2 separate regions of the Homo sapiens genome follow, and region 2 is linked to region 1. Evidence: chromatin loops called from intact Hi-C (ENCODE). Cell type or tissue: lower leg skin. All regions are shown on one strand. Each heading gives the region's core, and the rest is flanking DNA. Links, peaks and the distances in the headings are about the cores only. Region 1 has its middle 220 kb from the start of LINC02655. Region 2 has its middle 480 kb from the start of NRG3.

What was found. A loop is a pair of places that touch in the nucleus more often than their neighbours do. Peaks named below come from ENCODE experiments on the same cell type or tissue, not always from the same donor. Only the 100,000 strongest peaks of a DNase experiment are listed, where the experiment ranks them.
Region 2: a loop joins it to region 1, with 23 times the contacts of the local background. A loop is called at or near these places in 2 of 110 quality-filtered maps.

Annotation. Positions count from the first base shown.
Region 1 is chr10:80,865,361-80,870,752 of GRCh38, forward strand. No RefSeq gene overlaps it. Among named protein-coding and RNA genes, the nearest start is that of LINC02655, 220 kb to the left of the region's middle. In lower leg skin, for the core only: no CTCF peak of the experiment used is centred there; no DNase peak of the experiment used is centred there.
Region 2 is chr10:81,395,284-81,400,675 of GRCh38, forward strand. No RefSeq gene overlaps it. Among named protein-coding and RNA genes, the nearest start is that of NRG3, 480 kb to the right of the region's middle. In lower leg skin, for the core only: no CTCF peak of the experiment used is centred there; no DNase peak of the experiment used is centred there.

The DNA of each region.
Region 1 (5,392 bases), core at 82-5,081:
CCCCAGCCTCCCACCCTACGACAGGCCCCGGTGTGTGATGTTCTCCTTCCTGTGTCCTAGTGTTCTCATTGTTCAATTCCAACTTATGAGTGAGAACATGCAGTGTTTGGTTTTCTGTCCTTGTGATAGCTTGCTGAGCTTCATCCATGTCCCTGCAAAGGACATGAACTCATCCTTTTTTATGGCTGCATAGTATTCCATGGTGTATATGTGCCACATTTACTTAATCCAGTCTATCATTGATGGGCATTTGGGTTGGTTCCAAGTCTTTGCTATTGTGAATAGTGCCGCAATAAACATACGTGTGCATGTGTCTTTATAGTAGCATGATTTATTATCCTTTAGGTATATACCTAGTAATAGGATTGCTGAGTCAAATGGTATTTCTAGTTCTAGATCCTTGAGGAATTACCACACTGTCTTCCACAGTGGTTGAACTAATTTATACTCCCACCAACACTGTAAAAGCTTTCCTATTTCTCCACATCCTCTTCAGCACCTGTTGTTTCCTGACTTTTTAATGATTGCCATTCTAACTGGCATGAGATGGTATCTCATTGTGGTTTTGATTTGCATTTCTCTGATGGCCGGTGATGATGAGCATTTTTTCATGTGTCTGTTGGCTGAATAAATGTCTACTTTTGAGAAGTGTCTGATCGTATCCTTTGCCCGCTTTTTGATGGGGTTTTCTCTTGTAAATTTGTTTAGTTCTTTGTAGATTCTGGATATTAGCACTTTGTCAGATGGGTAGATTGCAAAAATGTTCTCCCATTCTGTAGGTTGCCTGTTCACTCTGACAGTAGTTTCTTTTGCTATGCAGAAGCTCTTTAGTTTAATTAGATCCCATTTGTCTATTTTGGCTTTTGTTACCATTGCTTTTGGTGTTTTAGTCATGAAGTCTTTGCCTATGCCTATGTCCTGAATGGTATTGCCTAGGTTTTCTTCTAGGGTTTTTATGATTTTAGGTCTTACATTTAAGTCTTTAATCCATCTTGAACTAATATTTGTATAAGGTGTAAGGAAGGGATCCAGTTTCAGCTTTCTACATATGGCTAGCCAGTTTTCCCAGCAACATTTATTAAATAGGGAATCCTTTCCCCATTGCTTGTTTTCGTCAGGTTTGTCAAAGATCAGATGGTTGTAGATATGTGGTGTTATTTCTGAGGCCTCTATTCTGTTCCATTGGTCTATGTATCTGTTTTGCTACCAGTACCATGCTGTTTTGATTACTGTAGCCTTGTAGTACAGTTTGAAGTCAGGTAGTGTGAGGTCTCCAGCTTTGTTCTTTTTGCTTAGGATTGTCTTGGCAATGCAGGCTCTTTTTTGGTTCCATATGAACTTCAAAGTAGTTTTTTCCAATTCTGTGAAGAAAGTCGTTGGTCGCTTGATGGGGACGGCATTGAATCTATAAATTACTTTGGGCAGTATGGCCATTTTCACGATATTGATTCTTCCTATCCATGAGCATGGAATGTTTTTCCATTTGTTTGTGTCCTCTTTTATTTCCTTGAGCAGTGGTTTATAGTTCTCCTTGAAGAGGTCCTTCACGTCCCTTGTAAGTTGGATTCCTAGGTATTTTATTCTCTTTGTAGCAATGGTGAATGGGAGTTCACTCAAGATTTGGCTCTCTGTTTGTCTGTTATTGGTGTATAAGAATGCTTGTGATTTTTGCACATTTATTTTGTATCCTGAGACTTTACTGAAGCTGCTTATCAGATTAAGGAGATTTTGGGCTGAGACGACGGGGTTTTCTAGATATACAATCATGTCATCTGCAAACAGGGACAATTTGAATTCCTCTTTTCCTAACTGAATACCCTTTATTTCCTTCTCCTGCCTGATTGCCCTGGCCAGAACTTCCAACACTATGTTGAATAGGAGAGGTGAGAGAGAGCATCCTTGCCTTGTGCAAGTTTTCAAAGGGAATGCTTCCAGTTTTTGCCCATTCAGTATGATACTGGCTGTGGGTTTGTCATAAATAGCTGCCATTATTTTGAGATATATTCCATCAATACCTAATTTATTGAGAGTTTTTAGCATGAAGGGCTGTTGAATTTTGTCAAAGACCTTTTCTGCATCTATTGAGATAATCATGTGGTTTTTATCATTGGTTCTGTTTATATGATGGATTATGTTTATTGTTTTGCATATGTTGAACCAGCCTTGCATCCCAGGGATCAAGCCAACTTGATCATGGTGGATAAGCTTTTTGATGTGCTGCTGGATTCGGTTTGCCAGTATTTTATTGAGGATTTTCATGTCGATGTTCATCAGGGATATTGGTCTAAAATTCTTTTTTGTTGTGTCTCTGCCGGGCTTTGGTATCAGGATGATGCTGGTCTCATAAAATGAGTTAGGGAGGATTCCCTCTTTTTCTATCGATTGGAATAGTTTCAGAAGGAACGGTACCAGCTCCTCTTCGTACCTCTGGTAGAATTCGGCTGTGAATCCATCTGGTCCTGGACTTTTTTTGGTTACTCAGCCCTACTTTTTAAAATATTTAATAATATTGTTGTTTGTAAACCTCTAGCTTTTTCTCACTGCTATATTCGTCATCTATTAAATGTCTATGCTATATTTTAGTTATTCATTATTTTAATGATGGCCTCTAGGTTGATGACTTTAGTACCCCATAAACAATATTACAATGAATATCATTATACATGTTTATTTATGTTCCTATGTGAGTTTCCCTATGAACAAGTAAAATGGCTAAGGTTGTAGGGTATGAATACTTTTAATTTTGCCAAGTTTTGGCATTTTTTCCTCAAAAATGTCTTAAGTGATATCTGTACCCCCATGTGTATTGCAGCACTGTTCACAACAGCCAAGATATGGAATCAGCCTAAGTGTCCATCAACAGTGGAATGGATATACACACAAAGGCATACTATTCAGCCATAAAAAATGAATTCCTGTCATTCATAGCAAAATGGGTGAGTTCAGTGGACATTTTGTTAAATGAAATAAATCAGGCACAGAAAAATAAATACCGCATATTCTTACTCATACATGGGTGCTACAAAAGCTGAGAGTATAGAAGTAGACAGTAGAATTGTGGTTATTAGAGGCTTGGTAGGTTAGGGTGGAGGGAAGGATATGGACAGTTTGGTTAATCAATACAAAATTATAGCTAGATGGGAGGAAGAGGCTCTGGTGTGTAATAGCACTGCAGGGTAACCATAATTAACAATAACTTACTGTATATTTTTAAATAGCTAGAAGAAGGGAATGTTCCCAACACACAGAAATGATAAATGTTTGAGGTGATAGATATGCTAATTGCCATGACTTGATTATTATACATTACATATTTTGAATATTACTCTGTATCCTAAAATATATACAATTATTACACGTCAAGTAAGCACAAAAAATAAAAATTTTCTTGAACAAAAACTGCATAAATGTTCTTACAATTTTTGCTACTGCTTGGTATTGTCTGATTATCAGCTCAAAGTCCAGATTCTCATAATCTAAGTCAGGTCCAGGTGAGTGTGAGGCTTCCTGGATAGAGTTCTTTAAGTATGACTCCTGAATTTGCAATTCTTCTTGAACTGTGAAATTAAAGAGACAAGCTGTTCATCCCCTACATACCTGACAATCAAGATGTCACAGGCACAGGGCAACCTCTGAAGGTATTCCTGTTCAAAAAAGGAGGCACAAAGAGTCAAGGGGAGCTGACCAGAGATGCCTGGTGTTCATTTCCTCCACAAGAAAAGACCAACACAACGAATAAATAGCTAAGATTTGCCTGGAGAATAAAAGGGAGAGCACTGAGTATAGTGGGGGAGTAGAGAGAGACCTCTCTACTACTATATAATAATTCTCCAGTAATAGACCTTTATCATAAGGAAATATACCAAATGCTAGAAAAGGAATTCAAAATAATAACCTGAAGGAGACTCAGTGGTATGTAAGAGAATATAGATAGGCAATTCAATGAAATCAGGAAAATGTTTCCTAATTTGAATGAGAAATTTAACAAAGAGATAAAAGTCACAAGTCACAAAAAACTAAACAAATCCTAGAGTTGAATAATTCAATTAGGAAATAAAATATAAAATTGAGAGCTTCAACAATGGAGTAGACAAAGCAAAGATGGAATTTCTAAACTTGAAGACAAGTCTTTTGAAGTAACACAGATAAATAAAAATGTATAAAAAAGAATCAAGAAAGCCTACAAGATTTATGGAACACAATTATACAAACAAATGTTCACATTAGGGGCACTCCTGAGGAAGAGGAGAAAGGAAAGTTCTAAAAAAACATATTTAATAAAACAATAGCTGAAAAATTCCCATTTTGTGGGTGAGATGGACATGCAGATACAGGAATTGCAAAGAACCCCAAATAGAGTCAATCCAAACAGGTACTCTCCAAGGCACTGGGCTCCATTTCCATCTCCAGCAATGGAGACGGAGATTATAATTATAGTCTAATTATCAAAAGTCAAAGATAAAGACTTCTACAAATAGCAAGTGAAATGTATCAAGTCACATATAAGGAAATTCCCATTAGACTAACAGTGGATTTCTCACAGAAACCTCACAGACCAGGAGGGGCTGGAATGATATATTCAAAATATTGAAAGAAAAAAAAACTGGCAGCCGAGAACATTACATCCAGAAAAGCTATCCTTCAGAAATGAAGGAGAAATAAAATATTTTACAAACAAGCAAAAACTAAAAGAATTCATTACCAAGAGACTGGCGTTAAGAGAAATGCTCAAGGGAGTCTTGCATCTGGAAGGAAAAGATGATAACCACCATTATGAAAACATGCAAAACTACAAAATTCACTGGAAGAGCCAATACACAATGGAGAAAAAGAAAGGAATTAAACATTTTCACTATAGAAAACCATCCAATTGCAAAAACAAACAATAAAAGTAAAGGATGTACCAAAAAAAAGCAGAAAAGGAACCAAAAAATGACAAGAGTAAGTCCTCACCTATCAATAATTACCTTGAATTAAAACAAAATAAATTCATTAAAAAATATAAACTGAGTGAATGTATAAAAAATCAAGACATAACTATATGCTACCTGCAAGAAACTCACCTCGCCTCTAAAGACACACATAGACTGAAAGTGAAGGGATGGTATTTCATGCAAATAGAAACCAAAAGTAAGCAGTAGTAGCTATACTTATATCACACAAAATACACTTCAAGTCAAAAGGTGTAAGTGATAAGGAGACTGTATTCTAATAATAAACCAATCAATTCAGAAAAAGAATACAACAATTGTAAATATATGTGCATCCAACCTTGCATCACCCAGAGATATACTGGGGTCTAGCTCACCCTTTAGAGTTATTGGGGTCTATTGAACTAAAGGGATAGATAGACTCCAATACAAAAATAGCTGGGACTTCAACACCCTATTCT
Region 2 (5,392 bases), core at 270-5,269, 530 kb after region 1:
TCTTCTTTGATCCATGTGTTATTTAGAAGTGTGTTGTTTAATCTTCAGTATTTTAGAACTTTTGATCTCTTTTTTGTTATTAAATTTTAGTATAATTTTATTGTGGTCTGAGAACAGATGTTGTATAATTCCTATTCTTAAAATGTTAAAGTATGTCTTATGTTTAGAATGTGGTCTGTCTTGGTAAATGTTCCATGCGAGCTTGAGAAGACATATTCTTCTGTTGTTGGATAGTATTTTAAATCTAGTTGTTTATGAGTGCTATTGAATTCAATCATGTCCTTAACAGGTTTTCTGCCTGCTGAATCTGTCTACGTCTGTTAGAAGGGTGCTGAAATCTGCAACAACAATAGTGGATTTATTTATTTCTCTTTGCTGTTCTATCAGTTTTTGCCTTATATATTTTGATGCTCTGTTGTTAAGTGCATATACATTAAGGATTATTATGTCTTTTTGGAGAACTGACTCCTTTATCATTATTATGCACCACTTAATCTGATAAATTTCCTTACTTTGATTATTTTCTGTTTAGAATGTTTATAGTTACTTTCACTTTCTTTTGATCAGTGGTTGCATGATGTATAATTCTCCATCCATTTGCCTTTAATTTACATGTGTCTTCATATTTAAAGTGGGCTTCTTGTAGACAATAAGCAGTTAGGTTAGGTCTTTTTTCTTTTTTTTTTTTTTGAGACAGAGTCTCGCTCTGTCACCCAAGATGGAGTGCAGTGGCGCGATCTTGGCTCACTGAAAGCTCTGCTGCCCAGGTTCACGCCATTCTCCTGCCTCAGCCTCTGGAGTAGCTAGGACTACAGGCACCCACCACCACCCCAGCTAAATTTTTACATTTTTAGTAGAGACGGGGTTTCACTGTGTTAGCCAGGATGGTCTCGATCTCCTGACCTCATGATCTGCACGCTTTGGCCTCCCAAAGTGGTTAGGTCTTTTTTTTTTTTTTTTTTTTTTGATGGAGTCTTGCTCTGTTGCCCAGGCTGGAGTGCAATGGTGCAATCTCGGCTAACTGTAAGCTCCACCTCCTGGGTTGACCCCATTCTCCTGCTTCAGCCTCCCCAGTAGCTGGGACTACAGGTGCCTGCCACCACGCCTGGCTAATTTTTGTATTTTTAGTAGAGACGGGATTTCACCTTGTTAGCCAGGATGGTCTCCATCTCCTGGCCTCGTGATCCACCCGCCTCAGCCTCCCAAAGTGCTGGGATTATAGGCGTGAGCCACCATGCCTGGCCAGGTCTTTTTTTTAATTCACTGTGACAATCTTTCTTTCAACTGGTGAATTTAGACATTTTATTTGCAAAATTATTATTGTATGAGTGTATCGACAATGATCAATTTGTATCAGTGTATCGACAATGTAGTTGGATTAATATCTACCATATTTATTATTATTTTTTGTATATTGGCTTTGTTCATTGTTCTTACCTTTGTCTTCCCTCTTTTTCTACCTTTTGTTGTTTATTTGAGCATTTTACATATTTTTTCTCTATTTCTTAGTGTATAGTCATACTTTTTTTCTATTTTCCTTTTTTTTTGTAGTTGCACTAGAGTTAACAATATACAACTAAGTCCACTGTCAACTAAAACTGTCTTGCATCTTATAATAAAGAATATGTAAGAATTTTCCTGTGATTGTTATCCTTGTTTCTCTAGGTAAGGTAATTTTTTTCTTTTTTTTAACATTCTTTTTTTTTAAAGTTTGAATATGATATGCTGGTTTTTGCAGCTATAATTTTTTTATTAGTACTGCTTTTGCTGCATTGCATAAGTTTTTGTATGTTGTGATTTCATTTACATTTGTTTCAAGATATACTAAGTTTTCCTTGTGGTTTCTTCTCTGAACTATTGGTTTTTAAAGAGTATGTGGTTTAATTTCTGGATTTTCTAGTTTTCCTTCTGCTATTGATTTCTGGTTTCACTCCATTGAGATCAGAAAAGATGCTGTGTGAATTCAAGTGTTTTCGAAATTTATTAAGACTTATTTGTGACTAATATATGGCCTATCCCGTAAAATGTTCAATGTACTTTTGAAAAAAATGTATAATCTGTCATTGTTGGTTGGAGTGTTCTGTATAACTTTATTGTTCTTTGTCTGATTGTTTAAAGTGGGGTATTGAAGTGGGGTATTAAATGTTTTATAATTACTTGTACTGTTATTTTCCAGCTGTCTATTTCTTCCTTCCATGTTGTCAATGTTTGTTTCATATAGTTAGAAGCTCAGTGGTTGTCACATAGATTAATATTTTATCATTGTTATATCTTCGTGGTAAATTCACTTTTTGTCTTATACAATGTATCTGGCAACCATGTTTAACTGAAAGCCCACTTTATATAATATTTATAGTATTAGTATAGCCACCCTGCTTTTTTTTGGTAACTATTTGCATAGAATATCTTTTTCTATCCTTTCACTTTTAACCTATGTGTGTTCTTATATCTAAAGTGAGTCTTTGGTAGACAGCATATAGTTGTATCCTTTAAAAAATGTATTTTTCCAATCCATGTCTTTTGACTGGAAAGTTTAATCCATTTGCATTTAAAGAAATTACTGGTGGGGATGGACTTACTATTGCCATTTTGTTATTTCTTTTCTCCTTGTCTTATAGCTTCTCCTCCTCCATTTCCTCCCTTACTGCCTTCCTTTGAGTTTAGTTGATTTCTTTGTAGAGACCTTTTTCGATTACCCAATCAGTTTATTTTTGTTATTCTATAGATATTTTCAATGTGGTTATTATGGGAATTACATTAAAAAAATCCTGAAGTTATAACAATTTCTTTTATATTGATACTAATTTAGCTTCAGTTCCATACAGGAACTCTACTTCTTTACAGTTCAATCTCCCTTTATTTTATTGGTGTCACAATTACATGTTTATGTTTTATGTCCCCATAAACATAAATTTATACTATGTAATGCCTTTTAACTCCTGTAGGAAATTTCAAAATGGAGTGACAAACTAAATTACACTGACTGTTCTTGCCTCGATGGGTTGATAGCAGCAACATTTGTTTGAGAGATAGCTATCCCTGTACCTCAGAAAATGGTCAAAAAAAAAATGGTTATTTCATGGAAAAGTAGAAATTAAAGGTTTTGAAACAAGATAAGGCAGAAGTTGTAGAAGATTGTAGAGTTGATAGCTATAACATGGAACCTGTAAGTATACTTGAGAGAAGAAAATATTTAGGGTATATTTTGAAGGCCTATTATAAAAATAAAGCAACCCTTTGATTTAGAAATATGGAATTAGACTCATTTCTATTTTTATTGTTTAACCATATACAATATGATATTGTTTTTAATAGTCTAAACATTTTTCAGATCTTATATATAACTTTATTATGTGGATATCTAGTATTAATCTGTTAGTATATAATGTCAGCTATTAAAATATTTTGCAAATGTCTGTTATTATTGTTAGTTATTATACAATACAAATGGCTCAATGGCATTGAAAGTAAAAGGTCTTAGGCCACATAAAAATGTATCACTAAGTGATTAAATATATAACAAAAGCAGGATGCATTGAAGCATTTCACATTCAACAAGTCTAAAGGTAATAATTCCAATCAAAGATGAAATGAAAAAGTTTTCTGATGAAAAAAAATTACTGGTTCATATTTTTGTTGTACCCTTATAGACTCTTAGATGGAAACATGTTTTTCTCTCTGCTACATTACAGACATAAACAAAATAAACTTAAATATTAATAAGGAAATATGAAATATGATATAAATGTAAGAATGGGAAATAACTTGTATATCAGAAAATTACAACCAGAAATAGAGTTTTCTGAATTTCTAGTTCAAGAGATAAAATCAGAAAATATTTAGCTATGCACTCTAATTTCTACAAATTAGAAAATGTTTAGCTATGTTTAATTTAATCTAATTAACATGAGATATAATATGTACACACGGGTATGTGCATACATACCTCTTGAGAAATGGGAGAAGGGTGGTTTTTCATCATTAGAGAAGATATCTTACAATTATATGAAAAAAAGCATAGGCTAATACTATAAAATAAACAAGGATAGAGGAAGCCAGACCCAGCACATACTCCAGAGGAAGGCTGTAGGTGATGTGGGACAGTGTTTTCTAGCTGCAGAGAGGTTCCAAACTCTGTGTCCACAAGTCCAGAAAACAGCAAGTACCACAAGTAAGCAGCTACAGAGATTAATCAAGGGAATATACACGGAACAATTTGGTCAAACCTCCTTTTCCAAGTTCTTTCCCAGCCCTTCAGCCTCCTACACAAAGAAATTAGAATCTGTGGTATTTGCACTTCATCCAAAACCAGATATTTTTCTTAAGTAGATGATCTTCCTTGGGAGATTTAGAACTCCCAGAAGTTGTATGTGACAGAAGATCTGTCACATACAAGAAAGCATTTCTTATTTCAGCGTGTTGTAGAGTCATCTGCTTGTCTATTCCTGGTCATGATATCCCCAAGTAAGTTTGTCAAGACAATGAGCACTCTAGAATATATTCCCCCTTATACAATTTTCAAATCTAAAATACAGAGAAAGTGATAAAGATTTTTTTCTTTTTCGGAATGACATAACAGATTGTCAACAAAGAACCAGATTGATGTTTGACTACTCATCAGTAAAAATTACCGCAAGATGGTGGGTCAATGACATCACAATTCTCAGGGAATGTTATTTTAAACTACATTTTACACTAAATGCCAGACTATTTAAGTATTTAGAAAAATAGGTTTTATGTCATGAAGGGAGTTAACTCCTAATAAACTCTTTCTGAAGTCTACTACGTATCTTACACCAAAACAAAGCAAAGTTAAAATCAAAAGAAAAAAATTTGATGATGGACTTCAAGAAACAAAAAAGTGAAATCCAAGAAAGAAACAGCATAAGATCCAAGAAAAAGTGGGAAGAAAAGGGAGGAAGGAGCTGACCTAGAAAACAATTCAGACATCTAGAACGGGAAGACCAGAGGAATCAATTCAGTTCCAGAAGACAATTGATGTACAGTAAGAATAATGTAACTGATTAATTTGACAAATATTGAGAGATTATTGTAACAAGCACTGCTCTTGGTTTTGGGGACAGAGCAGTGAACAGGCAGAAAAGACATTGGCTCCTTTGAAAGTATTTTAAGTATGGCATTTTTTTTGACACCCACTCCAACTGGTTTATTGCAATTCAGTTCTGGCGCTAGCCTCCCAAAATTAGCACAGATGCCACAAGTTAAAAGACACAGTCCTCAACAAGTCTTTCCTTAATTTAGATGCCATCCACAAATGAAGTCCCCAAACCACCCACTCATCTGACCAATTGGCTACAAATCCAGGGGGTTCCCATGATCCTCTTCAAGTTAGATAATTCACTAAAATGACTCACAGAACTCAGGAAAGTGC